Linked DNA regions of Homo sapiens: region 1 is linked to region 2. The links are chromatin loops, found by intact Hi-C in ENCODE. Cell type or tissue: OCI-LY7. All regions are shown on one strand. Links, peaks and the distances in the headings refer to the core of each region. The heading gives the core; the rest is flanking DNA.

The links. Peaks named below come from ENCODE experiments on the same cell type or tissue, not always from the same donor. Only the 100,000 strongest peaks of a DNase experiment are listed, where the experiment ranks them.
Region 1: a loop joins it to region 2, with 12 times the contacts of the local background. A loop is called at or near these places in 4 of 110 quality-filtered maps.

What each region holds. Positions count from the first base shown.
Region 1 is chr5:1,531,049-1,547,345 of GRCh38, forward strand. It overlaps LOC124901161 (a long non-coding RNA gene), which reads right to left. Exons shown (of 4, transcript XR_007059099.1): 2 at 15,711-15,917; 3 at 13,045-13,168; 4 at 11,058-11,249. Among named protein-coding and RNA genes, the nearest start is that of LPCAT1, 15 kb to the left of the region's middle. RefSeq lists a silencer at 5,269-5,406. In OCI-LY7, for the core only: no CTCF peak of the experiment used is centred there; no DNase peak of the experiment used is centred there.
Region 2 is chr5:1,476,687-1,481,686 of GRCh38, forward strand. LPCAT1 (lysophosphatidylcholine acyltransferase 1) reads right to left here. Exons shown (of 14, transcript NM_024830.5): 7 at 4,256-4,290; 8 at 2,935-2,989; 9 at 718-800. Among named protein-coding and RNA genes, the nearest start is that of MIR6075, 32 kb to the right of the region's middle. In OCI-LY7, for the core only: CTCF peaks have their summits at 3,074 (motif pointing right) and 3,273; DNase peaks (open chromatin) are centred at 3,125 and 4,075; H3K27ac peaks cover 1,368 bases.

The DNA of each region.
Region 1 (16,297 bases), core at 6,584-11,583, 61 kb after region 2:
TTTTCCTATTATTTTTCTGTTTTCTATTTTTGTTGATTTCTGTCTTTATCATTTTCTTTTCTCTCCTTATTTTAGGTTTAATTTGCTCTTCTGTTCCTACTTCCCTAAGTAGGAAGTATAGACCATTGATTTTAGACCTGCCTCATGTAATACCACAAATTTCCTTCTAAGTTCTGCCATATCTACATTCCACAAATGGTGGCATGCTGATTTTTCATTTTCTTTCAGTTTTCAATGTACTTTCTCTTTTCCCATGTGGTTTCTTCTTTGATTACTGTGGCTTTTTTGTTATGTGTTAACTTCCAAATATTTGGAGAATTTCCAGTTAATTTTTATTATAACTTATTTGTGGTCACAATACATACTCTGTATGATTTCAATCCTTTTATAGTCTGTGTTTATGACTGTTCAGGTGTATATTATAAGAAAAGGTTCTCTTGTTTTTGTGTGGAGTGTTCTATGAATGCCAGTTGACTCCATTGGTTGATAGTTTTGTTCAAGCTTCCTGTATCTTTGTGCTTTTCTGTTACTGTTATATGAATGACTGAAAGACCAACTATAATTGTGGATTTGTTTATTTCACCTTTCAATACTGTTAGTCTTTGCTTCGTATATTTTGAAGCTATGTTATTAGGTACATATATATTTGAAATTATTCTGTCTTCCTGGTGAATCAACCTTTCCATCATTATGTTATGTCTCTCTTTTACTCTGGTAACATTTCTTTTTTTTTTTTTTCTTTTCTTTTTTTTTTTGGGACAGAGTCAGTCTATCGCCCAGGCTGGAGTGCAGTGGCACAATCTCGGCTTACTGCAACCTCCACCTCCTGGCTTCAAGTGATTCTCCTGCCTCAGCCTCCCGAGTAGCTGGGATTACAGGTGCGCACCACCATGCCCAGCTAATTTTTGTATTTTTAGTAGAGGTGGAGTTTCACCATGTTGGTCAGGCTGATCTTGAACTCCTGACCTTGTGATCCACCTGCCTCAGCCTCCCAAAGTGCTGGGATTACAGGTGTGAGCCACTGCGCCCAGCCTCTGGTAACATTTCTTGTTCTGAAGTCCACTTTGTCTGATATTCACATAGTCACTCCAGATTTCTTATGTTTAGTGTTTGCGTGGCATATTTTTCCATCCTTTTAATCTTTCTGTGGCTTTATATTTGAAGAAGGTTTCTTGTATACAGCATAGAGTTGGATCTTGCTTTATTATCTAATCTTAAAATCTTTGTCTTTTAATAGGCATGTTTAGATCATCCATATTTGATGTGTTAATATGGTTAGATTTAAATATACAACCTTGCTATTTGTTTTCTGTTGTCTTATCTGGTCTTTTGGTTTACTCTTTAACTGCAGTCTTCTAGATTAATTTAGTATTTTATCTCCACCATTGGCTCATCAGCTATACCTCTTTGTTTTAACTTTTTAGTATCTGCTATTAATATGTGTATTATTGGAAGACATTTTAAATAATACACTGCTTCACATATAATTGAAGACCTTTGCAGTATTACACTTCCACTTCCCTTTTCATCCTTTAAGCTAGTGCTTTCATACATTTCACTCTTATATATGCTGTAGGCCCCACAATATATAATTTTTTTGTCTTGAACAAAGTCTTTTCAAGCGATTTTAAAAAAATTAAGAGGTTTTTGTATTTATCTGTATGTTTGCCATTTCAAGCACTTTCATTGCTCTCTTGAGATTTGAGTTTCCTTCTTGTATCACTTTTCTGCCTTCTGAAGAAATTTTACTAATTTTTTTGCAGTGCAGAGCTGTTTGCAACTAATCTTTTGGATTTGATCTGTATAAAAAACTTTTTTATTTTACCTTCGTTTTGTAGGATTTTTCCCCTGATAAATATAGAATTCTAACTCAACAAGTTTTTATTTTGTTTGTATATTTATTTGCTTTTGAAATTTTGTCTTTATTACTGTTTTCCTGCAAATCAGTTATGATGTACCTGTGTGTGAGAAATCACTGAGCTTCTTTGATTTATGGGTTTATACTTTTAATAAAATTTAGAAAACTAATAGTCATTATTTCCTTTTTATCATGACTTTATTGAATTATAATTGATATATAATAAACCACATAAATTTAAAGTGGACATTTTGCTGTTTTTATATATACACACATATATATGTACACACACACACACACACACACACACACACCCTATGAAATTGCCACTGTATTTAAGATAGGAAACATAGTTATTATTCCCAAAAGCTTTTTCACTCCCTTTTGTAATCCCTACATCCCACCCCTACACATTTCATCCTCAGGCAACCCCTGTTCTACTTTCTGTTGCTGTAAGTTAGTTTGCATTTTCTGAAATTTTATACAAATAAAATCATACAGTTTCTTCTTTGGTTCCAATTATTTCACTCAGCATAACTATTTGAGGTTCACCTTTTTTTTTTGTTTTTATCAATCATTTACTTGTTTTTATTGCTGAATAGTATTCCATTGTATGGATATTTGTTTATCCATTCTCCTGTTGATAAATATTTGGGTTGTTTCTAGTTTGGAACTATTACAAATAAAGATGCTGTGAGCATTTGAGTACAAGTCTTGGTATGGATGTATGGCTTTCATTTTTGTTGGATAAATACTTATCAGTGGGAAGCTGGGTGATACATTTTGAAAGAAACGTTCAAACTCTTGTCCACAGGGGTTGGACCATTTTACATCCCCCAACCCAGACTGTGTATGAGAGTTTCAGTTCTTACATATTTTTGCCTACACTTAGTATGGTAAGACTTTTAGGTTTTAGGCATTCCAATACATATGCAGTGGCGTCTCGTTATGATTTTAATTTGCTTTCCCTTTGAACAATGACCTAGAACATCTGTGCATGTGCTCATTTATCATCCACAAATCTTCCTGATGTGTTCAAATATTTTTCTCATTACAGTATTTTTCTTTGTTTTATTATTAATGGGTCTAGAGAGTTTTTATATATTGTGAATACAATTTCTTTATAAGATAAGTGATTTGCAAATATTTTGTACCATTCTGTGGCTGCTTTTTCATTGTTTTAACAATATTTCTCAAAGAGAAGTTTTTAATTTTTTATGTTCAATTTACCTTTTTAAAAAACAATCATGCTTTTGATGTTATATCTAAAAATATCTCTGCTTAATTCAAGGTTATGAATAGTTTCTCTTGTTTTCTTCAAGAAGTTTTATAGTTTATATTTTATAATTAGGTCTATAATCCATTGTGAGTTAATTTTTACATGGTATGAGGTATAGATACGAGTTTTTTATTTTTATTTTTTTACCTATAGATGTAGAATTGTTCCATATCATTTGTTGTAAGACTATCCCTTCTCCACTGAATTGCCTTTGCAGCTTGGTGAAAAATTGATTGACCACATCTGTGTGCTTCTGTTTCTGGGCTGACTATTCATTGCATTGACCTATTTATTCATTTGGATGCAAGTCTTGACTACTGTAGTTTTATAATATGTCTTAAGATCCGGTGACATTAGTTCTTAACCTTAGTTTTTCTTTTTGAAAGTTGTTCCAGTTTTTTGAGGTCCTTTTGATTTCCATATGAATCTTAGAATCAGTTTGTCAATTACTACAGAAAAAATTCTGCAATTTTGAGATTATGTTGGCACCGCGCACAAATTTTGGGAGAAATAACATCTTGACAATATTGAGTCTTTTGACCCCCTGTCATGGTACATCTCTCAGTTCATCTAGGCTTTCTTTAATTTCTCTCAACAATGTTTTGTATTTTCCAATGTGTAAATCTTACCCATCTTTTGTCAGATTTATCATTAAATATTTAACATTTTGTGCTACTGAAAATGGTACTTAAAAATTTTTGTGAACTTGTGGAGAACGTATATTCTGCATCTGTCAGGTGTAGTGTTTTATAAATGTCAATTAGCTCAAGCTTGTGGATAATGATGTCATGTCTTCTATTTTTAACTGATATTTTTCTCTGATTGTCTTTACTGATGTGTTGTTCATATTGCGATATGGTTTACTTCTCCTAATTCTTTTTTCTTTTTACCTTTGCTTTTGGTGATTTGAAGCTCTGTTATTAGGTACACACATATTTAATTATGTCTTTCTGATGAGTTGAGCCTTTTAACATTATGAAATATCTCTATTTCTGGTAATACACTACGTTTTGAAGTCTGTTTTTTCCTGATATTAATAAACTCACTCTAGTCTTAGTTTTGCATGGTACATTTACTATCAACCTATTTGTGTCTTTATATTTAATATGGATCTTTTGTAGACAGTATATAGTTTTTTCTTGATTTTTCATTCTTTTTCTATCAGCCCATTTACCCCCATTCTTCATAGCACACTTTTAATGTGCCTTATATCTACATTGATTACCTACCCTATAAGAGAATATAATAATTTTTGCTTAGCCCTATGTATTTTAAAGAAATTAATAGTAAATTAATAATCACTTCATTTACTATTTCTGAAGCTCTTTATTCCTTTCTGAAGTTCCCTGTTTCCATAAGGTATAATATATGTTCATCCTGAAGAATTTCCTTTAACATTCCTTACAGTACCTGTCTGCTGCACGTGAATAGTTTTTTAAATCTGAGTTTTTAAATCTTTGTTTTGCTTTCACTATGGAAGGATATTTTAATGATTTTAGAAATCTAGGCTGACAGTTTATTTTCATTCCGCCCTTTAAAAATCTTGCTGCCCTGTCTTCTGGCATCTAAAAATGCTGGTGAGAAATCAGCAGTGATTTAAGTCTTCGTCTTGTGTGTGTCATGTGTCATTTTTACCTGGCTGTGCTCTCTTTTTATCTTGATCTTTGGTCTTTGGCAGCTTGATGTTAATCTTCCTAATTGTGGTTTTCTTAGAGTGTATCCTGCTTGTAGGTTTTCTGAGATCCTTGAATCTGAAAATGTACATCTTTCACTACACTTGGGGACTTACCTGCTACTATATCTTCGGATTTTTTTTCTGCTACTTTTTTTTCTCATTTCTTCTTCTGGAGCTCCTATTACAGATATATAAGCCTTTTGATATTGTCCCATAGGTTCCTGAGATTCTGTTCATTTTTTTAAAAATTTCCCTCTTTCTTCTTTATATTGAGCAATTTCAAATGATCTGTCTTCCATTTTAATTCATTTGTCATTGCCGTTCTGCTGTTAAGCCAACCCGGTACATTTGTATTTTCAGATACTGTATTTTTCAATGTTAGTTTCTCACTGGGTTCTTTTTAGTAGTTTCTTTTTCTCTGCTAATATGTCCCATCTTTTTATTTATTGTGAGTGTGTTTTCTTTGCTCTAAGCATAGCTGGAATGGCCGCCTTACAGCCCACATCTGCTGTCTCCGCACTGGCGCCTCAGGGCTTAGGTTGGTTGGTTGTCCTGTTCTTTGAGATTGGGTCACGTTTCTCTGTTCTTCATGTAGGACGTAGGAGCCTCTGGGGTGCACGTTCTCGCAGTGAATGCTGGTGGTTTCCCTTTGGTGCTGTCTGGTTGGGTCTGACTCACATGTGAACTCTGTCTCCTGGGTGGCAGCCTCTGTTTTGGTTCAGTTCAGTCCTTGGCTAAGCTGCTTTGGGTCACTCCACACCTGGTGATCCTGGTGTTAACCAGTGACGTGACATGGATAGAGCTTATGTACAGAATTTGGGGTTCCTCTTCATGTCTCTTCTCTTTTTAGGGCTCCCCCTTACCCTTCAGTGGATTTTCTGTCATAGTGTTTGCCACTCTGTGCTGTTCTAACCTCTGGCTCAAAGCTACAAAATGGGACAGTTCCCTGTGTATATCTCTTCTTACAAGGTTTACCTCCCATCCCCAATTTGCCAGCTTTTGTTCATTCTCCAAGATAGGTCATCAAAACATTAAAAAAAAAAAAAATTCTCAGGGATCTTGTCTAGTAGCAGCTTACACAGACACAGCCAAAGTGCAAAACTCCAAACTTATGTTTTTAAAAATGCCTGTTCTCTCTCCAGATATCTTAATGCACTTCACAAATGTTTAAAAAACGGAATCAACTGTAACTCTTTCACTTTCACTTTTAGTTCTCATCTAAGATAAACTACCATATAAATTGAGTTGAAAATCCACACTGATGAACTATTTAATAGGAAACAATATGGGTACTTGCCTACAATTTAGGCTTTTTCTGATTTCCAGAAAGGCTACAAATGAAAATGTTTGCTCAGACGTTTACTTTGTACCTGAAATAAGAAGGATGTGGTCCATCTGGTCACTGTGGCCCTGTTTGTGGTAGGGCTGGTGTCAGTATTCTAGCATCAGCGGTGACCTGGGTACTTTAACATGAATTATCTTCTTGTTTATTAACTCCATAAGGAAGTGTTAATCCCAGTTTTCAGAGGAGGACGTTGAATCTCTGCAGGTTGCACAACACACCCCCAGGTGTCGGAGGAGGCCAGGAACAGCACTGAGGTTGGAAACCAGGTTTATGCCTCGAAATCCTGTGCCCGTCCCACCACAGGCACTACCTCTCAAACTTCCAGGTTCTAAATTTGTTGGTTTTGTTCACTGTATGACAGTTGTAGATAGAAATTTAAAAAACGGAAAAGGTTGCCACAAAGCCCTCCTCATTTAATAAAATCTGTGACTCGAGTCTTCTCTTCTGAGCTGGGGTCGGAAGATGGCTCTTTCCCCAGGATGGAGCTCCTTTCAAGGGACACAGCTGCGGTTCCAGGGTCTGCCCGAGTGAGCCTCAGGGTTGGGGGATTCTGTAGTTTGTAGTTTGCTCGTGTTTGCATGGAACTCATGGCAGAGTTTTCCCTTGGCCCGTGTACTCGCTGCTTAGGGCTATCGTAACAAATTACCACAAAGCGGGGGTCTTAAAACAACAGAAATATGTCGTCTCACAGTTCTGGAGGTCAGAAGTCTGAGATCAAGGTGTGGGCAGGGCTGGTTTCTTGAGGGCTCTAAGGGACGGTCTGACCCAGGCCTCTCCCAGCTCCCGCCGCCCCGCCACCCGAGTTCGCGTGGCTGCTCTCCTGTGTCTGTGTCTACAGTTGCCCTCTTCTTTTTCGGATAAGGACCTCAGTCATGGGATTTAACGCCACCTTAAATCCAGGATGATCTCATCTCGAGATGCCCCTCCTAATTACAGCTACAAAGACCCTGTTTCCAAATAAGGTCACATTCACAGGTACCAGAAGTTAGGACTTGGACACATCTTTGTGGGGCCACTCCCCAACTCTACAGCCATCCAATCTCGTACAATTTGGGCAAAATCCATGACAGATGTTAGCGATGAAGTGTGGTCCCTGCTGGCTGTCCATGCCCCCTTTGCCACCTACTTCTCCTTGCTGTGGAGGGCAGAGCTAAGGCTCCCTCCTCGTGGCGCTGGGGAGTTCTGATGGCGGTCCAGGGCCCTCGCCACCATCACCTGAGCGCTCATGTTGCCCACACAGCCGGCCTCGCCGCCAAAGCCTTTCTCCCTCGGACTTCAGGTGGAGAGGCTGCTGCGGTCTCTCCCCCTCCCTCTGGGCTCTGGCCTCTCCTCCTTGTCTTGGCTGATGGCTCCCCCTCATCCAGCTCTGAATGTGGCTCCCTCCACGCCCCTTCCCTCTCTTCTCTGCACACCCTCGTCCTGTGTGCTCTGGACCACGCCTGTGCCTTACACACTGCTTGCCCATGGGTGACGCCTGCATCCGCGTCTGACCTCCTTCTGAGCTCAGATGCACACGTCTGGCAGTGATTTCATGCTTCCGCTTGGAGGTCTGTCTTAGTCTGCTCAGGCTGCTGAAGTAGAAGCCACCATAGGCTTGTGGCTTAAACAACAGACGCTTTTGCTCACAGTTCTAGAGCCTGGAAGTCCAAGCTCAAGGCATGGTAGATTTGCTGTCTGGTGAGGCTGTATCCTGGTTTATATACGGCGCCTTCTCCCTGTGTCCTCATGTGGTGAAAGGGGCGCGGGAGCTCTCTGGGTCTCTGTTATAAGGACACTCATCCTATTCATGAAGGATTAGGCACCGAATCACCTCCCAAAGTCCCTGCCTTCTAATAGCATCACCTTAGGGGTAAGAATTTCAGCGTAGGAATTGGTGGGGGAGGGGGGCGGTAAGCGGGGCACAGTTCAGTACATAGTGGGGTCTAACAGGCATTTCAAATCTACAGCATCCGTGGCTGCACTCCCATCATCCTTCCCAAGCCTACATCCCCTGCTCCCGGGACCACCCCAGGGAGGGCAGCCCATGCTGTGGCTGCTCAAGCCAAGACCTGGGTGCCCTCGGACTGCCCTGCCTCTGCCTCTCACCCTCACTCCCATTTACATTTCCTCATGGCCCAACCTTGTTTGAAAATGTAGGTTTTATTATTATTCAGGTATGGCAAGGCCAATGTGTCAGGAGATGATGCCCACTGACAAGAGAGTTTCTTCCCCACAGTGCCCAAGATGGGGGACTGGAGGGACAGCATACCACGCATGGCCACACAGGCCACACAGGGCCACATGGGGTCACACGGGGTCACACAGGGTCACACGGGGTCACAGAGTCACACAGGCCACACAGGGCCACACAAGCTACACAGGGCCACACAGGGCCATAGGGGGCCACACAGGGTCACACAGGGTCACACAGGGTCACACAGGGCCACACGGGGTCACACAGGGCCACACAGGGTCACACAGGGTCACACATGGGGTCACACAGGGCCACACGGGGTCACACAGGGCCACACAGGGTTACACAGGCCACACAGAGCCACACAGGGTCACACAGAGCCACACAGGGCCACACAGGGCCACACAGAGCCACACAGGGCCACACAGGGCCACACAGGGTCACACAGGGCCACACAGAGCCACACAGGGTCACACAGAGCCACACAGGGTCACACAGGGCCACACAGGGTCACACAGAGCCACACAGAGCCACACGGGGCCACACAGGGCCACACAGAGCCACACAGGGTCACACAGGGCCACACAGAGCCACACAGGGTCACACAGAGCCACACAGGGTCACACAGGGCCACACAGGGCCACACAGGGTCACACAGGGCCACACAGGGCCACACAGGGCCACACAGAGCCACACGGGGCCACACAGGGTCACACAGAGCCACACGGGGTCACACAGAGCCACACAGGGCCACACAGAGCCACACAGGGTCACACAGGGCCACACAGAGCCACACAGGGCCACACAGAGCCACACAGGGCCACACAGGGCCACACAGAGCCACACAGGGCCACACAGGGCTTCACGGGGCCATGTGGGAAGAACCCGTCAGGAGGCATTTCAGCTGGACAGGGCAAGCAGGCTTAGGGTTGGCTCACTGGATTAGTCTGTGGTTCCATGGGCTCCAGGGCACATGTAGAAGCTGCCCCCTGCTGTCCAATACCTGGCCCTGGGGTGGGCAGGGCAGGTGGAGAGCGGGAGGCAAGAGCACCCTGGCCTGTTTGGTTTCCACATGGAAAGTGATGTGGTTTGTCTGTGTCCCCACCCAAATCCCACCTTGAATTGTAATAATCCCCACATGTCAAGGGTGGGGCCAGGTGGAGATACTGAGTCATGGGGACAGCCTCCCCCATACTGTTCTCATGGTAGTGAATAAGTCTCACGAGATCTGATGGTTTTATGAATGGGAGTTCGCCTGTACAAACTCTCTTGCCTGCCGCCATGTAAGATAGGATTTTGCTCCTCGTTCGCCTTCCACCGTGTGTGAGGCCTCCTCAGCCACGTGGACCTCTTTAAACCATTAAACCTCTTTCCTGTGTAAATTACCCAGGCTCGGGCCTGTCTTTCTCAGCACATGAGAACAGACTAATATGGAAGGTGTGCTCACAGGTAAGCAGCTTCCTGACTCTAGGTGCTGGCCAGGCCTGGGAGAGGTGATGGCTCCAGGGTCAGCAAAGCCCCAGAGTCAAAGCTCGGAACATAAAGACGACTGGGACCCATTCCCTCCTCGCCACGCCAGCACCTCCTGCCTGGGGAATCTCTGGCTTCCTGGCTGGCCCTGGCTGTGCCCTGGTTTTTCTTCTCTGTGGCCAGGGGATCCTTCCGGACATAAGTGGGTGGATGGGGCTTCCTTGACTGGGGCCACCAGTGGCACCCACCTCTCCAGCAGGGAGATGCCTCTGGGCCTGGCTGCCACTGTGGCCCCTCATTCCTGACCCCTCTGCCTCATCCCTGCCCTTCCTGAGGGTCCTCCCTGCCCCCCAGGCTGCTGTGCTCTGGCCAGTGGGCTCTTGCCCCTGCTGTTCCTGCAGCCACTTCTTTGAGTCTTGACCCAAAAGTCTGGCAGACAAGCCCTGGGCCCTGCTGTGTGCACAGCTCTTGTGAGTCCACGCATCCTGCCTGCATCTTAGAGAAGGTTTCATTGCTTGGTATAGAGTAGTTTCCAAGGCATCTCGGTGAGTGAGTTAGACCATTTTATAGACAGGGAAACTGAGGCACAAGAGACTGACCCGGGTCATAGCCAGGACCAGTGAAGGAAGGTGGTGACCTCATTCCCAGTCTTTGGGGTCTTTCTTCTGGGCACTCATCCAGCGTCCCAGGTGGAGTGTGCCCTGTGACCGTCCATTTCTGCAGGTGACTTTCTAGAAGGAGGCTCTGGTTCATAACACTTGGTTCCCAGAAGAAACCATTTTTCTCAACTACGGTACATTTGACATCAAATAAGGATTTAGATACTTAACATTGTTTTTATATCCTATTAGAAATTCTGACTTCATTTACTATATTGTGATAAACCTTCAAAGCCCACGGTAGTAATTCTGGCAGCAGAGCTGGCAGGCTGAAACCGCTTCCATGGAGATGCATCTCACAGGGTCCCAAGTGATGTAAACAAAACTTGTGTAATGAACACAGCATCTCCCTCAGCGGCTGTGTCTGTCCCATTTTCTTTGACTTTAAATACATGATACTCTGTGGGAAGCATGAGCTGAAATAATGATCTCGTCAGTGGGTCTTTGTGAAAACTAAAAAGATTTTTGAAATCTAGAGGCACGCAGCTTTTTTTAGTATTTGAATGCATCTTTCTTCACACTTTGGGTTTGCAGAACAAATGTTTGCATGTAATTTTGCTTCCTAAAATGTCAAAAATAGCACAAATATGAAAACAAGTATTCTCAAAGAGTGATCTTTTATGGAAAGACTGCTTACAGTAACTCGTTCCAGTTGGCTTTGAAAAATGCTGCGTGGAATTATCTTCACATACTTGGGAACAGGGAGTGTAAGGGAAACCCCTGCCTCACCGTCTCAGGAGCATTGTGACGAGGGCCTCTTCCTTTCCTGGCCTCCCACAAGCCCCAGCATCTGTTGATTGAAAGAGGAAGGTGTATCTCCTATTTTAAAATCATGTATAATTTTATATTTTCTAAAACATAAGCATGGCTAATTGTATGATCGCTTATGTCATTTGTAAGGAATTCAGCATAAAAAAATTTTTCTCAGCTGGGCGCAGTGGCTCACGCCTGTAATCCCAGAACTTTGGGAGGCCGAGGCGGGCAGATCACGAGGTCAGGAGTTCGAGACCAGCCTGACCAACATGGTGAAACCCCCGTCTCTACTAAAAATGGAAAAATCAGCCAGGCATTGTGGCACACACCTGTAATCCCAGCTACTCAAGGAGAATGAGGCAGGAGAATCGCTTGAACCTGGGAGGCAGAGGTTGCAGTGAGCCGAGAGCTCACCATTGCACTCCAGCCTGGGCAGCAGAGCAAGACTGTCTCAAATATATATATATATATATTTTTTTTTTTTCTCAGAGTTGCAAAGACAGAGACCTCCTTTGGTTGAGAGGAGGGCAAGTTTCGAAAGGAGGAACTTTGCTGTGGGGAGGAGTCAGTGGCCAGGCCCCACAGAGTCTGACGGCCTCTCCTGGCATCCAGCCTCACCTCCTTCCTAATGATACAACCTGCATGTTTTAGCTGGATGTGTGGCTACCCAGGGTGAAGACTGTATTCCCAGCCTAGGTGTGGTCGTGTGACTAATTCCTGGCAGCACATTGGATATGATCCCAAGATTGTGGAGCTTCTGGGAAGTGCCCTTGAGTAACTTCCTGTTGGCTGGAAGGTAGCTGTGTTGGCTAGAGCTCCAGCATCCATCTTGGCCTATAAAACAACTTCAGGAAGGGAAATTAGGCCAGCAGCAACTGGGGAGAAGGAGTCTGGGTCCTGGACCTTTGGAAGGGCCCTCTCAGTTCTGGACTGGCTACCTCTGGCCTTATGAATGGGAGGGAGGAATGAATGGTGGGGGAATGAATAGGAGTGGGGAGTGAATGGGAGGGGGGAATGAATGGGGGGGAATGAATTGGAGGGGGAAATGAATGGGAGGGGGAATGAATGGGGGGAATGAATGGGGGGGAATGAATGGGGGGGGAAATGAATGGGAGGGGGAATGAATGGGAGGGGGAATGAATGGGAGGGGGAATGAATGGGAAGGGGAATGAATGGGAGGGGAGAATGAATGGGAGGGGGGAATGAATGGGAGCAGGGAATGAATGGGGGGAAATGAATGGGATGGGGGAATGAATGGGAGGCGGGAATGAATGGGAGGGGGAATGAATGGGAGGGGGGAGTGAATGGGAGGGGGGAGTGAATGGGAGGGGGAATGAAGTTCTATCTCATTTAGGTGATTATTGTTTTGGACATTTCTGCTACTTGGAGGTACAGCTGATTCTAATGGACCTGCAGGCTCCTGGAGACACTTGGACTGGAAAAGCAAAACCAAGGCCCATGACATCTATCTTTGCATATTGAAGTAGATTTAGAAAACCCTTTCGAATCCCTCTGAGTACTTTTATTTGCTGCTCCCTCTCAACCTCAACTTTGTTCCTCATCCCACTTTCTACTGGACATTTTGACCTGGCCCTTTGCCCTCCCTTCCCTTTGCCCTCCCTTCCTGCACGCTGCTGAGCTGTAGCTCTCTCGGGGGTGCCCAAAGACTCCAGCCCTCCCAGCCCCATCTCCCCACCCTCGCCTCAGCCCTTCCTCCTCACTGAGCCCCCGTGCCTAGCTGTCTGCTGACCGTGGGTGCTGCCTCACACTCCAAAGCCCATCTCCTCCTCAGGTCACCCCTTGGCATCCGACACCCCCAGAACCTTATTCACCTTCTCTGCAGGTCCAGAGCCCAGCAGAGCTCTATGCCATGGCAGGAGAGTGGGAGGCATTTCCTAAGAATGCTGCCTTTGGCTCTGAATTCCCAGGACATTTTGGTTGCATAATATTCATTGTCTGAGAAAAGAAAGAAAAGAGACTCATTTGGAGAATTAAAAAAATTATTGTAGAAAGATTTCATTTAATAAATCCTCACTCTCATTAGTATCTAAGTAGCCCTTTTACTGTCCTAAATAGATGCCAGGGCAGGAACCAGGGTGCAGAGGGCTCTGGCCCTGGCGGCAGCCTGGGACTCACATTGCTATAGGTGGGCCCAGAGGCTTCAGGGAGAAGCCTGTCCCCTTCTATCTCCCCTCTTCTCTTGTGGAGAAGCAGCTCCTTCCTGCCTGGGAGTCCCAGGACATCTTCGAGGAGGGGACATTTGAGAAGGATGGGGGAAGAGGCCAGGAGAAAAGCAGGGAGGGAGGAGGGAAACCCATCATCAGCTCTGGCCGAGGCCTGTCTTGTAAGACCCCAGGGCCAGGGCCAGGCCGGATGTGTACCAAGTCGGACCACGTGGAAGAGGCTTGAATGCGTGAGAAGGTGCCCTCTCCCTCCTTCCCTCCTTCCCTGTCCCCTTCTATCTCCCCCCTTCTCTGTGAGCAGGCATTGGCTCCTCAGAAGGGCCTCTCACTCAGTTGGATGGTGATGCATTCCCCACTCATGCCTGGAAGTAAGCGGGCGCAGCCACTGTGGATGAGTTGCCAGTGGAACCATGAGTGTTCCTGCGTGCGGCCTGCACCTGCACACACACCTGCACACACGGGCACCTATACACACACTTGTCCCTGTGTGCACATACCTACACCTGCACACACACCTCCAAACACACCTGCACCTCTACACACTTGGCCTGTGAACACACACCTGCACCTGCGCACACACCTGCACCTATACACACACTTGTCCCTGTGTGCACATACCTGCACCTGCACACACACCTCCAAACACACCTGCACCTCTACACACACTTGGCCCTGTGAACACACACCTGCACCTGCACACACACCTGCACACACGGGCACCTATACACACACTTGTCCCTGTGTGCACATACCTGCATCTGCACACACACCTCCAAACACACCTGCACACACATGTGAACCTCTACACATGCTTGGCCCTGTGAACACACACCTGCATTGGCACACACACCTGCACATGCACCTACATGCACCTGCACCTATATACAAATTTGCCCCAGTGAGCACACAACTGCACTTGCACACACATCTGCACACAAACTTCTGCACACACCTGCACACACCTGCACCTATACATACACGTCCCTGTGCACACACACCTAGAGCTATATACATACTTGCCCCTGTGCACTCACACCTGCACACACACCTGTACCTGTGCACACACCTGCACACATACCTACACACACCTGCATCTATACACACTTTCCCGTGTGTACACACACCTGCACCTGCACTCACACCTGCATGCACACCTGTACCTCTGCACACCACCTGCATGCACATCTGTACCTCTGCACACACCTGCACACATACCTACACACACACCTGCATCTATACACTTTCCCCTGTGTACACACACCCACACCTGCACTCACACCTGCACGCACACCTGTACCTCTGCACACACCTGCACACATACCTACACACACCTGCATCTATACACACACCTGCACCTGCACTCACACCTGCACGCACACCTGTTCCTCTGCACACAGCTATGTCACCCCACATGTGCACTCTCACCTAAGCTGGAGCAGCCCAGAGGGTTTGCTCATTTGCTCATTAAGTGGTTCTTGCTTGAGCAAACCGGGAAGTCATCTTGAGTGGAAGCACCTGGTCTCTGGTAACAGACGCTGAGAATCACCTGATTTGACCCTTCGACAGTGAGATGATTGTCAGAACAGAACCCTTGTGCATATTTTCAATATGAGTTGATGAGGCCAAGAGCTCTTATTGGATGGGAGGTTTATTTCATAAGCCACTTGATTTTAAAGACTCAACAGAGAGGACATATTTCTTAGTATACTGAGTAAGACATTAACATTTGTGTTTGAGGGAGGACATTTGAGCCAGGATTTTGCAAACATAATTGGTTTGCAGTCCTTGACTCCTTGGAGTGTTTGTGTCAGTTGGGATTGAAACGGCATGTATTTAACTTTATCAGTATGTTTTCAGAGTCATCTTCATTTAGAAAACGCATTGATAACCCAGAATGAACATATTTTTTGCAGTGATATTCTTTAAGCTGAAAATGAAATATTTGCTTCTACACCATTTAGTTGTGCCAGTCGCCTTTGATTTAGCAGACGATTTTGCTCTGGCTAAGTTGCTCTTTTAGACAGACGTTTATATGGGCGATGTTTTCCAGCAATGTGTTTAGCAATTCTCCTTTTCTCCATGTTCACATTTAAAGGGTTGTCTTAGACACCCATTTGCAGCCAACATGATCCCTAAGCTGGGACAAATGCAGCAAGTCAGGCCCTTGTGTTCAGGAAGTTACTCGTCGTGACCCAGGAAGGCAGTGACACAGGGAGTGACAGGGCTCTGGGCTCTGCCCTGTGATCTTGGGAAGTGACTCGGCTTTTCTGCCTCACCTTCCATCCTCTGCAAAGCAGGGGCGAGGTGGAACTTACCTGTAGGACCGTGGAGTCTGGAGGGCGCGCAGCTGTCCTGAGACCGGGCCTGGCCCACAGCGGGTGCTTACTCAATGCTGATGTCTCGGCACGTGCGTCATGTTCCGTTCTGGAGTTAGTCGTCTTTCATGAACACGCGGGAAATTTTGGGGTGGGCAGGGGCCCATCACCGGATCAAGGTAGGGTTTGACCGATGTGACTGGTTAGCTGGAAAACATTGATTATTTTATGGGGGTGAAGAACCAGCCACACTTTTTACAGTGTTGGATCTTAGATTGCAAACTGCGTTTTGTGAAAAGCTGGGAATTTCAGCTTCAGCTACTGATTAAATTACCACAAAAAAGCACTGCCAATTTAGGGTATTTCAGTAGAACTCTGGGTTTGAATATTTCTGATTTCTAGAGGAAGAGACAGCATGTTGCGTCTTGGACAAGTCAACACCTTCTCTTTGAGCAAATTATTTCTTCTATATTCACAGTTGATTCAGAATTAGATGGACCCAGCAACGATGTGTCCTCAGTTCTTCATTTTGACAGTCTGGGTTTGTTACTGCTCAGAGCGCACATGTGTTTCTCCGGACATACATC
Region 2 (5,000 bases), core at 1-5,000:
GGAGGAAGCACTAGGGAGGCATTCACGTGGGGGTAAATCCAGGTGGGAGGACCTGGTTGCAAGGACAAGTGTGGGGGGAATGGGACCTGAGGGATGGAAGGTGCTGAGGGAGGGAGATGGGGAGGGCGTGTGAGCTGACGACACCGAGGGAGGGAGAGGGGGAGGGCGTGTGAGCCGACAGCACTGCCGGCCATGCAAGCAGGGGACCTGGGACCATGGGAAGCGAGGACATTCCCTCTTCCTAACTGCATGCACGACAACTGTGTAAGCAGCACAAGTCACCTTACAAGATTAAATGTGCAACCACCACTCCACTCTGCCAGATAGAGTAAGGGCACCGGTAAGTATCACACAGGCAGATGAGCAAAGGTAGGCGTGGAGGCCGCCGCACAGATGTGAAGTTGGCCCAGGCCAGCGCCCCGCTGGCTCATTTAGGGCACAGGAAACATAGGACCTGGGGTGACCAACGGCTGCAGGCAGGTCTGGAAGAACCAGTCATGCATCTTCCCAACGTCAAAGAGGGTGAAATGCCATCAGAGGGAAACAAGGGGCGCACAGCACAAGGCCAAGCACGCTTCACCAACATGCATGAAGCTGGTTCCCGCACTTCTGCAAGAATGCCTTTTCCTAACGCTGTTGCCTATTTTAAATATACAGAGAGCAGCACTCTGGGAGACACCCCTGACTCGGCGATGGGGGAAGGAGCTGCTCACTTACTCGGCCATGACTCGCCGCACGTTGCTGGCATACAGCGCGGGGTTCCTCTTCTCCTCCTCAGAAGGGCTGTACACAGGAAGGAACTGAGCACACAGAGAAGCTGCGTTAGTATCACAAGACGCTGACCTCAGCAACACCACTGTAACGACAACTGGGAGGCTGACAAAATTAAGATCTGTCAAAGTAACGCCCATTAGAACCGTCTTCAAAGTTGTCATGTGCACGTGTGTGTACGCACACACACACCCCCATGATGCATGAACTGCACACGTGTGCACCTGAACACTCACCCTCATTGGTGCTCCCTGGGAGCACCTGCTGCCTACATCAGAACATCTGGCTCTCTGATCTACACTCACCCCCGTCAGTGCTCCTGGGAGCGCCTGCTGCCTACATCAGAACATCTGGCTCTCTGATCTACACTCACCCCCGTCAGTGCTCCTGGGAGCGCCTGCTGCCTACATCAGAACATCTGGCTCTCTGATCTACACTCACCCCCGTCAGTGCTCCTGGGAGCGCCTGCTGCCTACATCAGAACATCTGGCTCTCTGATCTACACTCACCCCCGTCAGTGCTCCTAGGAGCTCCTGCTGCCTACATCAGAACATCCAGCTCCCTGATCTCACAGAGGGGCTTACGCCCATTTCTGACAGCATCAGTTTTGTAATGGGGATAATGCAGCACGTTATTCCTACATTTGGAACAGATTATTGGCAGCGTTTTGCCACCTCTTGCATTTTGAAACTAAAAGAAATTGTCCAGTGAATTTGTCCTTGCCTGAGTGACACTTACACAGCATTTTAAATGAATATGACCCACATTGCACACCGTGCAGGAAAGGGCACAAGACTACCCTGGATGTCCTTTTCTCTAATACGGAATATTTCAGAATACAGGAACATCCTGAAACCCCAATTCTCGCTGTTATTTCTAAAACTTCCGTAAACTGCCATGGTTCCTTGCATCAACATTTGCATCTTGTATGAACAACGTCAGTAAGGACAGAGCAGTTTTGCACAGCCATTCACTTTCTTTTCAACTCTTAAAATTAGAAACCAGGCCTGTAACACAGCCATTCAACACCAGGGAGCCCTCAGGAGCTCAAGCTCAGTCCCTGTGTTCTGTGCTCGAGGCCTGGCCTGCACCCTCCCGGCCACTGCCCATCCAGCCACATAATCCTGCTGGGTGGGGGAACTGCCGCCCTCAGGCCCGGGCCAAGGCCCTTCAGCCCAGTCCTCTGTAATGAGAGCAGCTTATCCTCTATGGAAGTGAACAGCCGGGCTGAAAGCCGGGCTTATCAGTATATTTCGTAGTGCTCTCCAATATTTACTGGAAGGCAGCAAATTGTTTTATTAAATATTTAAGTTGCATGTGACTCATCTTTTATTTCCAGATGCAAGAAGTGCATATTAATTCCCCTTTTAAACAAAAAAAGAACTACTCCTCATCGACTTAGAAAAAATTGTGCAGGCTACACAGAGGTGACTATTTAGCCCAAGGTCTTGACTCTGGAGACCTGGGTCAGGCTGAGAAGGGGGATCTTTGACTATGTATTAAACAGAGCATGGTGCTATGACAAACTCAGCGGTATTAAATATGTAAAGTAAAACTAAGAGCCAAACAAATAATTATTTGCATGTGGGCCAGCTTCATATGTCCTTAAGCTACAATACCCATAATAATGAATGGTAGGTTTAAAAAATCCTTTCCAGCTGGGTGTGGTAGTTCACGCCTGTGATCCCCGCACTTTAGGAGGCCAAGGCGGGAGGACTGCTTGAGCCCAGGAGTTTGAGACCAGCCTAGGCAACAAAGTGAGACCCATCTCTACAAAAATTAGCTAGGCATGGCGTGTGCCTGTGGTCCAATTACGTGGGAGGCTGAGGCAGGGAGATCACTTGGGCCCAGGAGGTCGAGGCTGCAGTGAGCCCATCGCTACACTCCAGCCTGGGCAACAGAGCAAGACAAAATGCTGTCTCAGAAAAACAAAAAACAAAAACCCAAATCTTATCCAAGTGGTTCAGACTCATAAGAGAGACATAAAGTCATTGAGGTAAAGCAACCAGAGGCTCCTCGAAGGAGCCCTGAGAAACGGAAAGATGGGAAAGCAAGACAGGTGATATGCCACATTGTACAAGGCTTATCTGGGCATCCTGGTGTAAGCTCGTGTCTGCATCAACCACTGTGAAGAGCGCTGTGTAACTCTGTATCCATACGAACCTCGATTTCCACTTGGTTGTGAAACTGACACAGCGTGAGCCACAGGATTTCCAGCCTTAAAAACAGATTGCACAATGTTGAGCAGATTTACAACTCGGGTTAACAAGTAAATTACTCCCAATTCTGGGGTGAAACCTCCAGACGCGCCCTCCAGAGGGCGCTACTGGGCAGTCAACGCTCCCACGGAGGGGGTGCCGTGCCCACCCAGCCCGAGCCCCAGTGTGACGTACAGCCGTGGGTGGAAATGCTGCTTTTCCGATTCAACACCTGCTTATGTCCTTGGTTCGTCTAGCAAGACACCATCTCCTGCTTGTTCTCCAGCTCAGGAGACCTCGTACAGCCCACACCTGTCCCTCCACACCTGTCCCTCCTCGCTGTCCCCAGGCAGCACAGGCCCTGAGTCATGCCACCCCTCCAGCCTGGATCCAGAGTTCCCAACCTCAGAACCAGGATCACCATGCCTTTGCCGCAGGAGTTGACATGGGAGACATTTGGAGCTGCTCCCAGGGCCACACTCACGCCTCCGACAGCCCAGTGCCCCAACCCTCTTTCTGCCCTGTCATGCCAGCCCCAGCCCTAGGCCCCCGGGACCCCAGAACCCCTATACCCCCCAGAGCCCCCTCCCAGCTCTGCTCCCAGCTGGGAGCCTCCACACGCCAGCCTGGGAAGCGCTGACCTCAACACCTTCACCTGAAAGCACCAGCGGACCCACATCCTCCCAAACGCCTGGAATGGAGCTGCTCTCTCTTGGACTTTCCCGCTCCCTCTGCCCTCCCGACGTCAGCTCAGACGTCAGCACCCAGGAGGCCCTGACCAGCCTGTGGCCCCGGGCTTCTCCTCTGGGGCTCGTTCCCGTTTCCGTGGGGTTGTTCATTGTTGCATAACTGACCTTCGGTGTCTCTGCTGGGGGGACAGGGACACTGACTCACAGCAGGGGCTGGCCTCCCACCCAGCACTACTCAGTCTCTGTGCCTGTGCAGACGGGGTCCCCCCAGACACCCCTAAATCTCCACTTTCCTTACCAGGGGCCACCAGGTGGACGATCGTAATTACTGAGCTGGCAAACTCGAGAGCCGAATGCAAGACTCACAGTTCCCTTCCTGCTGGTACTGAAGACGTGCAACTTAAGACCCCAGAATCCAGGAGTGTCAGGCCTGGGCCACATCTGTACGTTTAGTTTTCACAATGGGCTGAACCTAACGGCTGTCCCACACCTGCTTTCACAACTGCAAAAGTAACTAGCGTGCACAGCAGACCCCAAGCAGCCCCTACGTGTTCATGGAACAACAGGACAAAGAGGACGACACGGCGTTCAACTTACGCTCCAGGTCCTTGCCACGTCCATGTGATGGTGTCCTGGGGAGGAAGAGGCAGGGTCAGTCAGCATGGGGCCTGCACCCAGGGCCTGCACCAAGCACCTGCGTGTGCCGGCCTCTCCCTGCACCTCCCACCCCACAGAGGCGCTGCAGCCAGGGGGAAGGGAGGAGGGTGCTAGAGCTCCAGCTTCCCAGAGTCCCTGAGGATCCAGGACTCGGACCAGCCCCCCAGCCTGAGGTCCCCAGAGCCTCTAAGGACCCAGAGAACCACCACCTTACAGGTCCCCAGAGTTCCCCCAAGATCCCCAGAGTCCCTGAGGACTCAGAGCCCCCTCTTATAGGTTCCCAGAGCCCCTAGAACCTGGGAAAAGGGTCCTCCCTCCCTCCATGCTCTCCGCTTTCCTCACAGACCTGGGGACACCAATTCCAGTGTGCACCCGGGACCCCGGCCCTCTCCTGCCCACCGCTCTCTCCAACTGCTCTGAGTGTTCCCCCAACCACGGTGCATGTGCAGGGCCCCCCCACCCCGGGTGCTCTGAAGTCCCATCTTCAGCCTCAGTGCCGCCGGGCAGGGACCACACAGCAGGGGCCGTGACGGCAGAGGCCCAGACACCGTCACCCTGGGGTGGACCTTCTGCTCCCCTGACGGCTAAGCTAGTGCTTCTTGGTGCATCCAGTAATAGTGTGTTGCTTTAAACACACTGATGAAACAATCTTAAAAGTGGAAAATCTAGATGACTGCACAGATCG